2 separate regions of the Homo sapiens genome follow, and region 2 is linked to region 1. The links are chromatin contacts, found by Hi-C or POLR2A ChIA-PET in ENCODE. All regions are on one chromosome and are shown on one strand. The core of a region is the stretch at or near the end of the contact, and the rest is flanking DNA. Distances in the headings are between cores, read along the strand shown.

Region 1 (6,179 bases), core at 2,144-4,643:
GTTCTTCAGTGTGGTGTTGCAAATTCGCTCTGTGGTTTAACTTGGCTAACTCCCTTTTGAGGACAGAGCCCAGTCATGTGGTTTGGAGAATATCACCCACTCTGTCCTTGGCCACATAACCCCTTGTACCTGCTGGGTAGCTGCTCCCCACAGTGAGGGAGGGCTCCATCAGACCACCCCCTCCTCACTAGAGAAGAAGGGCCTGTTGCATTCATCTCTGTGGGGCTGTCCTCAGTGACGGGGCTTTGTTTGGAGAGGCCCACATTTGCTGACCTGCCTCTTTAGGCTGGAGCATCTTCTCAACAGTGGCATATGCCATGTTTATCACTGAGGATTAACTGCATCATATTAAAATGTAAATTTGATCTTGGTCACTTAATCCCTCTCTGGGTCAGGCTCCTAGAGTCCTGGAGTGTTCCAGAAGAGTAGATCCTTCTTCTAAACAGATTAAGTAAGGACAATATTGGGGATTATGACTCCTTTCTCTCCTGAGAGGATGGGTGGAAGAAAAAGTCCATCTGGTTTGGAAGGTGACAGAAGCCATTAGGATTTATTTCTTATTCACCAGAGTTGTTTAGTCAGATGAGGGCTCATCTTCCTGTTTACACACAGGGCTCATCTTCCTGTTACACACACTGGTCTGTGGGTTGGCCAGACAAGAGTGGGAGAAATTTTCGGCACGAAATACATCCCCATCTGCTGCTTTCCTCTGGCTGGTCCAACCAAAAGAGAGCCAAACTCTGACCCTCTTGGCTCGTTGCTTTTCTGAAAAAGCCACTTCTTGTAGCTGGTGATCCTGAAGCCTCCATCCCTGGAATTCATCTGGCAAGACAGTAGTCTCTGATGATACTATGATTTGAATGTCCCCTCCAAAACGCATGCTGAAATTTAATTGCCATTGTAACTATGCGAAGAGGTGGGACCTTTAAGAGGTATTAGGTCATGGGTTAATGCTGTTATGGTGGGAGAGAGTTTGTTATTGGGGGAGTTCAGCCCCCTTTTTTCCTCTCTTCAGAACTTGCTTGCTTTTCTGCTTTCTGCCAGGAGATGACCCTGCCAGATGCTGGCACCATGCTCTTGGACTTCCCAGTCTCTAGACCCATAAGCCAAAGAAATGTCTGTTCTTTATAAATAACCTAGTCCGTGGTATTCTGTTATAGCCATAGAAAATGGGCTAAGACAGATGGCCTTAATCCTGAGGTTATAATGGTGCCCAGTACTCTGGGGAAATGTTGGGATTTCAATCCCATTTGCTTTAATTCAACAACTTTCAGAAGAATACTGCTAAATTACATGTTAGATATTAGTGCTGGCATATACCAGAGAGGTCATAATATTCAGTTCCCTCTCCATGAAGTCTCCCCTCTGCATTCCCCAAAAACGATAGTCCAGTCTGTCTACAAACAAACACCACCAATGACAACTCACTACTACTCAAGATGACTAATTTCAGGGTCGGGCAGAAAATTTCATGCAAAGTCCAACGAGAGGCTGCTTTCTGGCAAGTCTTTCCCAAAGTGATGGCAGTGATTCAGGATCCTCCCATCACCAGAGTCCATCATCTTGGGGTCTTCCCTTTTCACCCACACAGGTAAGGGGATGCAGCAAAAAGAGAATCTCACAGGGGTTTTTGGCCAAGTGTGGAAATGGCGGATATCCCTGCTACTTACATTCCATTGGTCAGATCCCAGGCATGTGGCCTCAACCTAACTGCAAGGGAGGCTGGGAAAGGTAGTTTTCCTATGGATGCAGGAAAGAGAGGCAGAATTGGTGAGTATCTGGCCAGTCTCTGACAGGCAGCTCTTCAAGCCACCTCAACTTAACAGGTTTTTTGTTTTGTTTTGAAACAGAGCCTTGCTCTGTCACCCAGGCTGGAGTGCAGTGGCACAGTCTTGGCTCATTGCAACCTCTGCTTCTCAAGTTCAACCAATTCTCCTGCCTCAGCCTCCCAAGTAGCTGGGATTACAGGCGTGTGCCACCACAGCCAGCTAATTTTCGTATTTTTAGTAGAGAAGAGGGTTTCACCATGTTGGCCAGGCTGGTCTCAAACTCCTGGCCTCAAGTGATCCACCTGCCTTGGCCTCCCCAGGATTACAGGCATAAGCCACCACATCCAGCCCTAAACTTAAGAGGTTTTAAGCACCCACCCCTCTGTACCTTCCTCTAAACAAAATCCACTTCTTCAAATGCGATGCCTGGAATGTGAAGTGAGAGCAAGTCTGTCTGACCTGCCCCATGGAGAACAGGCCCATTTTCCTCTCTGCTTCTTTACTTCTGGTGAGAAATCTTATTGCTGACACACATTGAGTTTATGTGAATTGCTGGTAAGCCACATCCTCCTCTCCACCTTGCCTAGAGGAAGTGGTTTTTCGAATCTGAGTTAGACCTCATCGTGCAGCCAGTGGAAGCCACAGGGAGTGGGCAGGATGTAGCAGAATGCAGTGGGCTGGACCAAGTCGGGGCTGGTGGTCAGCAAAGCCCGTGCAATGAGGGGCAAGGAACAACCTCAGAGGAATGCCTTTCCCTGCTGAGTGACGGAGGGGCCAGAGGACCTCCAGGGGACTAAGGAGCCCTGACCTGCTTAGCTGGCTCACTTGTCTTTGATCCATCTCCTGCAGGGTCTGTGTGGCTCATTCTCCCCTCAAGGTGCCAAGGTCTCCAGCCTGCCCTTGTTATCCATGGAGCATCCTATGCACTGTTCACCAGGATTACCTCCCCTCAATGTTCTTGGAAATGCCCAGTGATGCTCCTATGTCCCACAAATCCATTCTGGTTGGCACCAGGCCCATATCTCGCCTTAAATCACCCCATCATTCCCTGCATGTCATCTCCTATCTCCCTGTAACTAGCTTCTGCAGGCTGCAGCCACACTCACCATGGCCACCCCATGGATACAGGTGCTTCCTCAAAGCACAGTCAAGGCTAGGATAAAAGAGGAAAGCTGAGCAAAACTACTAAAGGTCTGAGCAGGAATCCTACAGTGGAATGGACAAGCATCAAAACTGGATCCTGGAATGCAGAGCTCCTGTGGTCCTTGGGCTGGGCCCTGCTAAGGGGTCTTCTCCCTTGCATCAGAGCCCCTGATGTTGGACCACAGGCCTGCCTCTCCCTGTAGCGGGGTCAGGGGTTTGGATGTGTCACTGAGTCTAGGACCCTTATTCTCAGCTTTCTCTGGGCTCAACCTGGTGTCAGCCTCTTTACCAAACAACTGAAATCCTCTCCCCATGAATTTCTGCCCACAGTGAAGACAACCCATTACATGGTTATGCCTCAGACTCCTCCATGCCAGAAGAGAACCCTGCTGTTACTACTGCAAAACCAAAGACCCATTTGTGTCTTCCCCCAAAACATGAGTCAGAAGCGTGCTGGCAGCTTTACCATGGTGAGGGCTTCTCTCTTCTAGCCATCAAGATTGCAGAAACGTCGGGGTACAATCTCAATCAGAGGCCCTCGCTACATGGAACTCTGCAGTCCCAAATCAGGGACAAAAATCCTAATTGGAGGACATGTGGTCAGGGAGGCTGCAGAGCTGAGGTGGCTTCACTGAGCCGTGAGATGCCGCAGATCCCCATGTGGCTGAGTTCTCAGGATGCTGGAGGTGTCAGCCCTGCTGCCGCACCAGCACTGAGCACAGCCCCTGCCTGTGGGAACTCCCCTAGAATGACAAAGGGAGACCTGGAGAGCCCCAGCCCCAGCAACTTCCGCCCAGGGCTGCATCATGCCCCTGCATAGGGAGAACTGAAGTCAGTCCCAGAACCACTGTGCTACATCCTCACGCTTAACTGCTGTGTGTACAATGCGGGGTTCATTTCTACCCTCTGTGTTCTATTCTCACAACTGTTGCTCCTTAAAGAATGAAACTAGACCTGTTTAAGGAAATGAATGAAAATTAAGCAGGTTCAACAAACATTTGGGGCCATGGCTGCGAAGCTGGACTCCCCTGATCTGGGTGAGTCAGCCGTCACTCAGCAGTGCAACCAGCACAGGATATTGTAAGAGTGTAATGGGACACGGTCAGTGACTCAGTTTCTAATGTTGTTGGGCACTGTGCAGTGGGAGCTTGTGAAAGAGATAAGGGCAAGTGACTGGAGTTGTTCAGGAGGACTCTGAGCCGCCTGAGCACTGGAGAGGCCTGACCCACCCACAGGGTGAGGCTGCCCTCCTATGCAAGAGGTTAAAGGGTCTGGGCTCAGGGGGTGCAGGGGAGCAGACAGAGAGGAGGTGGAATAGTGTTAGGGGTGAGGTGAGGGGCAGCAATGGTGATAAATGTTAGGCTCTTCAAAGGACCTTTTGCCTTAGTAAACAAAATGCTGTTCTTTTGCCTTAGTAAACAAAATGCTGTTTGGAAAAAAAAGCATTTCAAAGGTATAAATATTTTGGTGGTGGTAGGAGTAAATCTTCTGTAAAACCCAAGAACTTTGTAAATATATATTCCACATTTGCACATTTTACCATTTTCTTTTTTTCCTTTTTTGAGACTAGCTCTTGCTCTGTCACCCATGCTGGAGTGCAGTGGTGTGATCACAGCTCACTGCAGCCTCGAACTCCCAGGCTCCAGTGATCCTCCCACCTTAGCCCCATGAGTAGCTGGGACTACCGGAGCATACCACCATGCCTGGCAAATTTTAAAAACTTTTTTTGTAGAGATGGGATTTCACTATGTTGTCCAAGCTGGTCTCAAACTTCTGGGCTCAAGGGATCCTCCTGCCTTGGCCTCCCAAAGTGTTGAGATCACAGGTGTGAGCCACCATGCACGGCTGCCTGACTATGCCCTAATGATAACAGTACCCCCTCATCCACGTGGAGTATGTTCCAAGATCCCCAGTGGATAGTACTGAACTCGACTGCTGTCAGTTGGAACACGTTTCTGTTCACGTCTTCCACCCACACATGTAATGCCTTTTCCATCTTAACTGATCACTTACCACACATTGTGGCCAGAACTTTTGCAGCTTGAGGTTTGACAACAAAACTAGCACATATCTCTTTTTCCTTCTCAATTCTTTTTTTTTTCTTTTTTGTTTTGAGACAGAGACTCGCTCTGTCACCCAGGCTGGAGTGCAGTGGCGCAATCTGGGCTTACTGCAACCTCCATCTCCCAGTTTCAAGCGATTCTCCCACCTCAGTCTCCCGAGTAGCTGGATTATAGACGCCCACTACCACGCCCGGCTAATTTTTTCTATTTTTGGTAGAGACGGGGTTTTGCCATGTTGCCCAGGCCAGTCTTAAACTCCTGAGCTCAAGTGATCTGCCCTCCTCGGCCTCCCAAAGTGCTGGGAATACTTATAGGCATGAGCCACCATGCCCAGCCTCCTTCTCAATTTCATGGATAGAAAATTCATTCTTACCATAGAGCTTAGTAGCCTCAATATATGAACTTGTTCTTTATTAAGTCAAGAACTTTCACCTTTTCGGGTAAATATATATACAGTATGCTTACCTAGTCCTCCATGCCCGTGCAGCAATATGGAGAGGAAGGGAATTCCTAACTTCCGAGGGAACACCTATCAAACATCAGGAAGCCATTAGGAGATTATTATTGGCTGTACAGAAACCTAAAGAGGTGGCAGTCTTACACTGCCGGGGTCACCAGAAAGGAAAGGAAAGGGAAATAGAAAGGAACCACCAAGCGGATATTGAAGCCAAAAGAGCCACAAGGCAGGACCCTCCATTAGAAATGCTTATAGAAGGAGCCCTAGTATAGGGTAATCCCCTCCAGGAAACCAAGCCCCAGTACTCAGAAGAAATAGAATGGGGAACCTCACGAGGACATAGTTTCCTCCCCTCAGAATGGCCAGCCACCGAAGAAGGAAAAATACTTATGCCTGCAGCTAACCAATGGAAATTACTTAAAACCCTTCACCATATCTTTCTCTTAGGCATTAATAGCACCCATCAGATGGTCAAATTATTATTTACTAGACCAGGCCTTTTCAAAACTATCAAGCAGATAGTCAAGGCCTGTGAAGTGTGCCAAAGAAATAATCCCCTGCACTGCAGCCCATACATTTCAATCCCTTTATCTTTAACCTCCTTGTTAAGTTTGTCTCTTCCAGAATCAAAGCTGTAAAACTACAAATAGTTCTTCAAATGGAGCCCCAGATGCAGTCCATGACTAAGATCTACCATGGACCCCTGGACCGGCCTGCTAGCCCATGCTCCGATGTTGATGACATCGA
Region 2 (6,179 bases), core at 1,358-3,857, 51 kb after region 1:
CAAGGAGGGTGGATCACCTGAGGTCAGGAGTTCAAGACCAGCCTGGGCAACATAGTGAAACCCTGTCTCTATTAAAAATACAAAAATTAGCCCAGCTTGGTGGTGCGCCTGTAATCCCAGCTACTTGGGAGGCTGAGGTGGGAGAATTGCTTGAACCTGGGAGGCAGAGGCTGCAGTGAGCTGAGAACACGTCACTGCACTCCAGCCTAGGCAACAGAGCAAGACCTTATCTCAAAAAAAAAAAAAAAAAAAAAAAGTGTTTAGCATACTCGTGGTTTAAAAATGTAAAAAAAAAAAATAAATTTTTAAGAAAGTGTTCAGCAAAGTGCTTGTTTCAGAGTAAGCCCTCGATGGTTTGCTTAATTGAACAAGCATATATTTTTTTTTTTTTGGAGACGGAACCTTGCTCTGTCGCCCAGGTTGGAGTGCAGTGGTGCGATCTCGGCTCACTGCAACCTCTGCCTCCCGGGTTCAAGAAATTCTCCTGTCTCAGCCTCCTGAGTAGCTGGGATTATAGGCGTGCACCACTACACCCGGCTAATTTTTGTATTTTTAGTAGAGACAGGGTTTTGCCATGTTGGCTAGGCTGGCTCGAACTCCTGACCTCAGGTGATCCTCCTGTCTCAGCCTCCCAGAGTGCTGGGATTACAGGCGTGAGCCACCGCACCCAGCCTCATCTATATATATTTTTAAAGAGATAAGGCCTTGCTCTGTTGCCCAGGCTGGAGTACAGTGGTGCAACACAGCTCACTGCGGCCTCAAACTCCTGGGCTCAAGCAATCCTCCTGCCTCAGCCTACCACAGTGCTGGGATTACAGGCATGAGCCACAGAGCCTGGCCTGAACCACGTAGTATCTTACTCATTCTTAGTTCCTTATGCCTAGCTCATTAAGTGCTTAATACCATACTATTTACCTCTTCTGCCTTCCTCAGTGTCATTACTATCTTTGAGTATTCATCTCTACTCAGTTGTATGCTCCTGGAGAAGAGCGACCATTGCTCATTCATCTCAGGATCCCACAGAGGGCCTTGCGCATAATAGGTGTTCAACAAATGCAGATGTGAATTGAGTAAATAAATCTTGGATTTCACAGAAACAATAAAGTTTCTTTTTTTTTTGAGACAGAGTCTCGCTCTATCACCCAGGCTGGAGTGCAGTGGTGAGATCTCAGCTCGCTGCAACCTCCGCCTCTGGGGTTCAAGCAATTCTCAGCCTCCCAAGTAGCTGGGATTATAGGTGTGTGCCATCACGCCTGGCTAATTTTTGTATTTTTAGTAGAGACAGGGTTTTACCATGTTGGCCAAGATGGTCTTGAACTCCTGACCTCAAGTGATCCGACCACCTCAGCCTCCCAAAGTGCTGGGATTACAGGCGTAAGCCACCACACTTGGCTTAAAGTTTCATATTTAATAGAAAGAGTCAGCCAGCACTTCAAAATAAAAATCTAATAGATACATAACTTTTAGATTTGATGTGTAAGGGGAAAAAGTCTTGAATCTGATGATGAATTTAATTATCGCTTGTCTGTGTTTTGGATGGCACCTAAAACTGGTCACTCCAAAACCAGGTAGATGTCAGAACAGTCAGCTCAGAGCATGACACGGGGTTTTGCCCCCATCAGTTGTGAGGTCTGTTGCACATAATCTATTGCTAATAGAAGTTTAAATATTGAAGTTCAAGGTAGGCATGGTGGCTCACGACTATAATCCCAGCACTTTGGGAGGCTGAGGTGGGAGGATCGCTTGAGCCCAGGAGTTCAAGACCAGCTTGGGCAACATAGTGAGACCCCATCTCCACAAAAATTTAAAAATTAGCTGGACATGATGGTGCATACCTGTAGTCCAGCTACTCCAGAGGCTCAGGTGGGAGGATTGCTTGAGCCTAGGAGGTCAAGGCTACAGTGAGCTGTGATCGTGCCACTGCACTCAGCCTGGGTGACAGAGCGAGACCTTGTCTCAAAAAAAAAAAAAGGGAATTTGAGAATGATTCAAGATTGTCCCTCTCTGATGTCATTTGTTCTCATCTACGATCAATTGTGCTATCGCTGTCAGAACTAAAGGACTGGAACATGCCATGCTGGGGTGCCCACAGCAGTGAGATCTCCTCTGCAGGGCACCTGCCACGACCGATGGTGGGAAAGCGGTGAGGCCACTGGGCTGGGGGACGTTTACTGCACGTGGGTGGGTGTGTCTACACACATGCCCACACACACACTCAGACAAGACCATGAGCGCCCAGAGGACTCCATCCTGTCCCATGGAGCACTGTACTCCTGAGGCCTGGGTGCATGCCTGGCACATAGCAGGTTCTCAACACATGCACTTAAATAAATGAACAAATGGAATCCTGTGGATCTTGGCAGCCACGCCTCATCACCACATTAGGGATGATCTTTCCCTCGCATGAGGCCATTCTGATAGCTGAACTCTCACGAATGCTTTCAAAATAAATTAAAGTAACACTACAGTATGTGCTTACAGCGCAAGTGTGGCTGGCCTGGCCAGAATTTTCCAGTGTCCATGACCATGGTCTGCAATAGCTGTTATTTTTCATGTTTCTGTCACCTTCCTATCTTACTGAGAGCTAGCGAGGGCGCCCTCGTGTGTCTCTTCATTGTAATATCACCTAGGCCTTGGAAAAAATGTACTGCTGCTGGCCTTGTTTATAATCACCTTGCAAATACCACAGGAAATGACTTGTTTAGTTATATTTCTTGGCTTCACCTTTGTTTTCAAGGCCCCATCAATCTCCAAAATGTCTCAAAAAGCCAAGCTAAAGGTTAGTCCTCCTGCTAGAATGGGCTGGGATGCTTCAGCAGATAAAAATATATATTTAATCAAAACGGCTGAAGCAATGGCTCATGCTGTTATCCCTATGACTCAGGAGGCTGGGGCAGGAGAATCACTTGAGCCCAGAACTTTGAGACCAGCCTGGACATTGTAACAAGACCCCATCTCTACAAAAAATTTCTAAAAATTGGTTTGGTATGGCGGCGTATGCCTGTAGTCCCAGCTACCTGGGAAGCTGAGATGGGAGGATCACTTGACCCCAGAGGTTTGAGGCTGCAGTGAGCTATGATGATGCCACTGAACTCAAGCCTTGGCAATAGAGTGAGACTCTGTGAAAGAAAGAAAGAAAGAGAAAGAAAGAAAGACAAGACAAGAAGGAAGGGAGAGAGAGAGAAAGAAGAAAGAAGAAGGGAAGGAAGGAAGGAAATATATTTAATCAAAACATATTTGAGGCTGGACACGGTGGCTCATGCCTGCAATCCAAGCACTTTGGGAGGCTGAGGTGGGAGGATCACTTGAGGCCAGGAGTTCAAGACCAGCGTGGCCAACATGGCAAAACCTCGTCTCTACTAAAAATACAAAAATTAGCCAGGTGTGGTGGCATGCACCTGTAATTCCAGCTACTTGGGAGGCTGAGGCACACCTCCCTCGCTGGAGCCCAGGAGGCGGAGCTTGCAGTGAGCCGAGATCGTGCCACTGCACTCCAGCCTGGGCGACAGAGTGAGACTGTGTCTCAACAAAACCAAAAAACCAACGACAAAAAAATTGAGTTGTAAGACAAAGTGCTCTGGTAAGGAGATCCAGCCCTGGGATTAAAAGAAGGAAACCAGGCCAGGCGCGATGACTCACGCCTGTAATCCCAGCACTGTGGGAGGCAAAGGTGGGCAGACCACGAGGTCAGGAGATTGAGACCATCCTGGCCAACATGGTGAAACCCCGTCTCTACTAAAAATACAAAAATTAGCTGGGCATGGTGGCACATGCCTGTAATCCCAGCTACTCAGGAGGCTGAGACTGAAAAATCGCTTGAACCAGGGAGCTGGAGGTTGCAGTGAACCGAGATTGCACCACAGCACTCTAGCCTGGCAACAGAGTGAGACCCTGTCTCAAAAAAAAATAAATAAATAAAAGAAGGAAACCAGAGAGAGATTCACTGTAGCTGTAGGCCTCTGTTTTGTGTTTTGTTTCATGGCTTTATTTTTAAATCATTGTACTACGAGAATATGCTTTCAAGAACTAGACCCCACTGGGCTCCATCCTAGGGCAGATCGATTGTCCCATTATCCCCCAACGTACCACAGCTGCTGACAGCTCCGAGACTGGTCAGCGGAGAAGGCCAGAACACTGGAACCTCCCCTGGGGGACACACCATGGCATCCCCGTAGGCAGGTTTGGAAAGCTCTTTGATTCCCAACAGTTCTGCAGATGGAAAAGGAAAATGTAATTTCCTCAGCAGGGAGCATCCAATTAGAACTGGTTGAGTAGTTTATGGTTCTTTCTCTAAAACAGAAACTCAAATTGCAGGATTATTGTAAATGGTATTTGAGGAAGAGGTGAAGGAGAATAGGGATTAAGGCTTTGACAACTCAGGCTACTCCATAATTTACAGTCCATGTGGCATGGTGGTTTCAGAAAACAGAATCTCAAACTGTGTGGCGTGATTTCTGGAAGGATCCTTGGGTGCATTGAGCCTAGTACTCTCATTGTGCAGATTGCTACCAAAGCCAGCCTTGGGGGGTTGACCTTGGTCCAGGCTGGGTCACATCTCATGCACCTAACCTCAGCTGCTTGACTACCAGCAGCAACCTAATCCCGAAGACAGCAAAGATGGATGTGCTGGGCCCAATCCATCCCCGCTAATGATAAAACTCCTCAGCAGACACCATCCTGGTGGGTGGCCCTGAATCATCCTCATGTGATGAAGCTAGCAAGTACTGACTGCATTTTCACAAAAGGCTAGGTTCTGTCTAATGTTGTCGGTTATGCAGTTGAGCAAGTTTAGGTATACCAAACTTGGACCCTCAACCAAGGCCCAGTCTCAAACTCTCATCAGGCCTTCTAAGAGGCCTGCACAGCTTCTTGATATTGGCTCTTCATCTTGGATCTGTTCACTCACTCTCAGATTGAGTGAATACGCTGGGGATCAATGGATTTCAGCTCAAATTAACATATGGAACAAAGCCATCTCCTACCCAAATATACCAAAGAATAGCAGCCCAGATTAGACGTTGCTTCGAGCTCAAATCTCCGGACAAAGAGCCCTGCTGCAACCCTTGGCTTCCTCCAACCCCAGATTCATTGGAAGTTCATAGGAGCTTTACATTTATCAAAGATCCCCAGTGGGTGAGCGTGTAGAGAAAAAAACTCTACCTAAATGGTGTGTTTCCTCTGCTCTCACACCGCAGTAACAGTCATCCACACAGAAGACTCCTGTGACCAAATTTGTAGGGGTTTCTCCCCACCATCAAGCAGGAGGCACCAGCTGGGTGCCCTCCAATTCCATTCCACCTGGAGATAGCATCAGAACCCACGGGTTGAGGGCTCAGTCCCCAAGGCCACCCCCCTACAGACACCAGTTGCAAGTCTGGGCCTCCAGAACTTCTGACCAACTGGCTTCCAGTTTGATTAACCCTCTTTGGGTTTGATTATACCCAAACTCTTTGAGTTTGATTAATTTCCTGGAGCAGCTCACAGACCTTGAGGAAACATTTACTTATGTATACCAGTTTATCATAAAAAATATTGCAGACCGGGTGCGGTGGCTCATACCTGTAATCCCAGCACTTTGGGAGGCCAAGACGGGCAGACCACTTGAGGCCAGGCGTTCAAGACCAGCCTGGCCAACATGGCAAAACCCCATCTCTACTAAAAATACAAAAATTAGCTGGGCATGGTGTTGGGCACCTGTAATCCCAGCTACTTGGGAGGCTGAGGCAGGAGAATCGCTTGAACCCAGGAGATGGAGGTTGCAGTGAGCTGAGATTGCAACGCTGCACTCCAGCCTGGGCGACAGAGGGAAACTGTGTCTCAAAAATAAATAAATTAATTAATTTAATTAAATTAAATAAAGGATATTGCAAAGGATACAGATAGAGATGCCCAGGGCAAGGTGTGGGGGAAGGGGTGCGGAGCTTCCATGCCCTCCTTAGGCACCACCCTCTAGGAACCTACATGTGTTCAGCTATGTAGAAGCTCACTGAAGCCTATCCTCTTGGGGTTTTACGGAGGCTTCATTACATGAGCATGATTGATTAAACCATCAGCCGTGGGTAATCAGCTTGACCTTTAGCCCCTCTTTCCTCCCTGGAGGTTGCGGGGAGGGGTGGAGCTGAAAGTCCCAACCCTCTAATCCTACCTTAGTCTTTCTGGTGACCAGCCCCACCCTGAAC

What was found. Hi-C counts contacts between places; a loop is a spot of excess contacts on that map. ChIA-PET counts read pairs that join two places held with the same protein, here RNA polymerase II (POLR2A). Pooled maps may share reads with other maps.
Region 2: a loop to region 1 is called in a map of PC-3, with 5 times the contacts of the local background. The contact joins two enhancer-like sites. A Hi-C loop is called at or near these places in 5 of 168 maps with a recorded cell type or tissue (CD4-positive, alpha-beta memory T cell, PC-3, naive thymus-derived CD4-positive, alpha-beta T cell and 1 more), 5 of 37 single-sample maps with no recorded cell type and 13 of 50 pooled maps. POLR2A ChIA-PET finds 5 or more read pairs at or near these places in 11 of 52 experiments (A673, CD4-positive, alpha-beta T cell, CD4-positive, alpha-beta memory T cell and 7 more).

What each region holds. Positions count from the first base shown.
Region 1 is chr14:91,226,110-91,232,288 of GRCh38, reverse strand. No RefSeq gene overlaps it. Among named protein-coding and RNA genes, the nearest start is that of GPR68, 16 kb to the left of the region's middle. RefSeq lists enhancers at 2,456-2,505, 3,053-3,142, 3,203-3,522, 3,553-3,832, 3,843-3,902. Within about 2 kb of position 3,393, at least 11 of the 41 ENCODE cell types and tissues checked have a DNase peak (open chromatin) inside an H3K27ac peak, as active enhancers do; they include CD4-positive, alpha-beta T cell, where a contact is called at or near this core.
Region 2 is chr14:91,173,964-91,180,142 of GRCh38, reverse strand. It overlaps DGLUCY (D-glutamate cyclase), which reads right to left. Exons shown (of 14, transcript NM_001102368.3): 7 at 4,087-4,209. Among named protein-coding and RNA genes, the nearest start is that of SNORA11B, 51 kb to the right of the region's middle. Within about 2 kb of position 2,607, at least 4 of the 41 ENCODE cell types and tissues checked have a DNase peak (open chromatin) inside an H3K27ac peak, as active enhancers do; they include CD4-positive, alpha-beta T cell, where a contact is called at or near this core.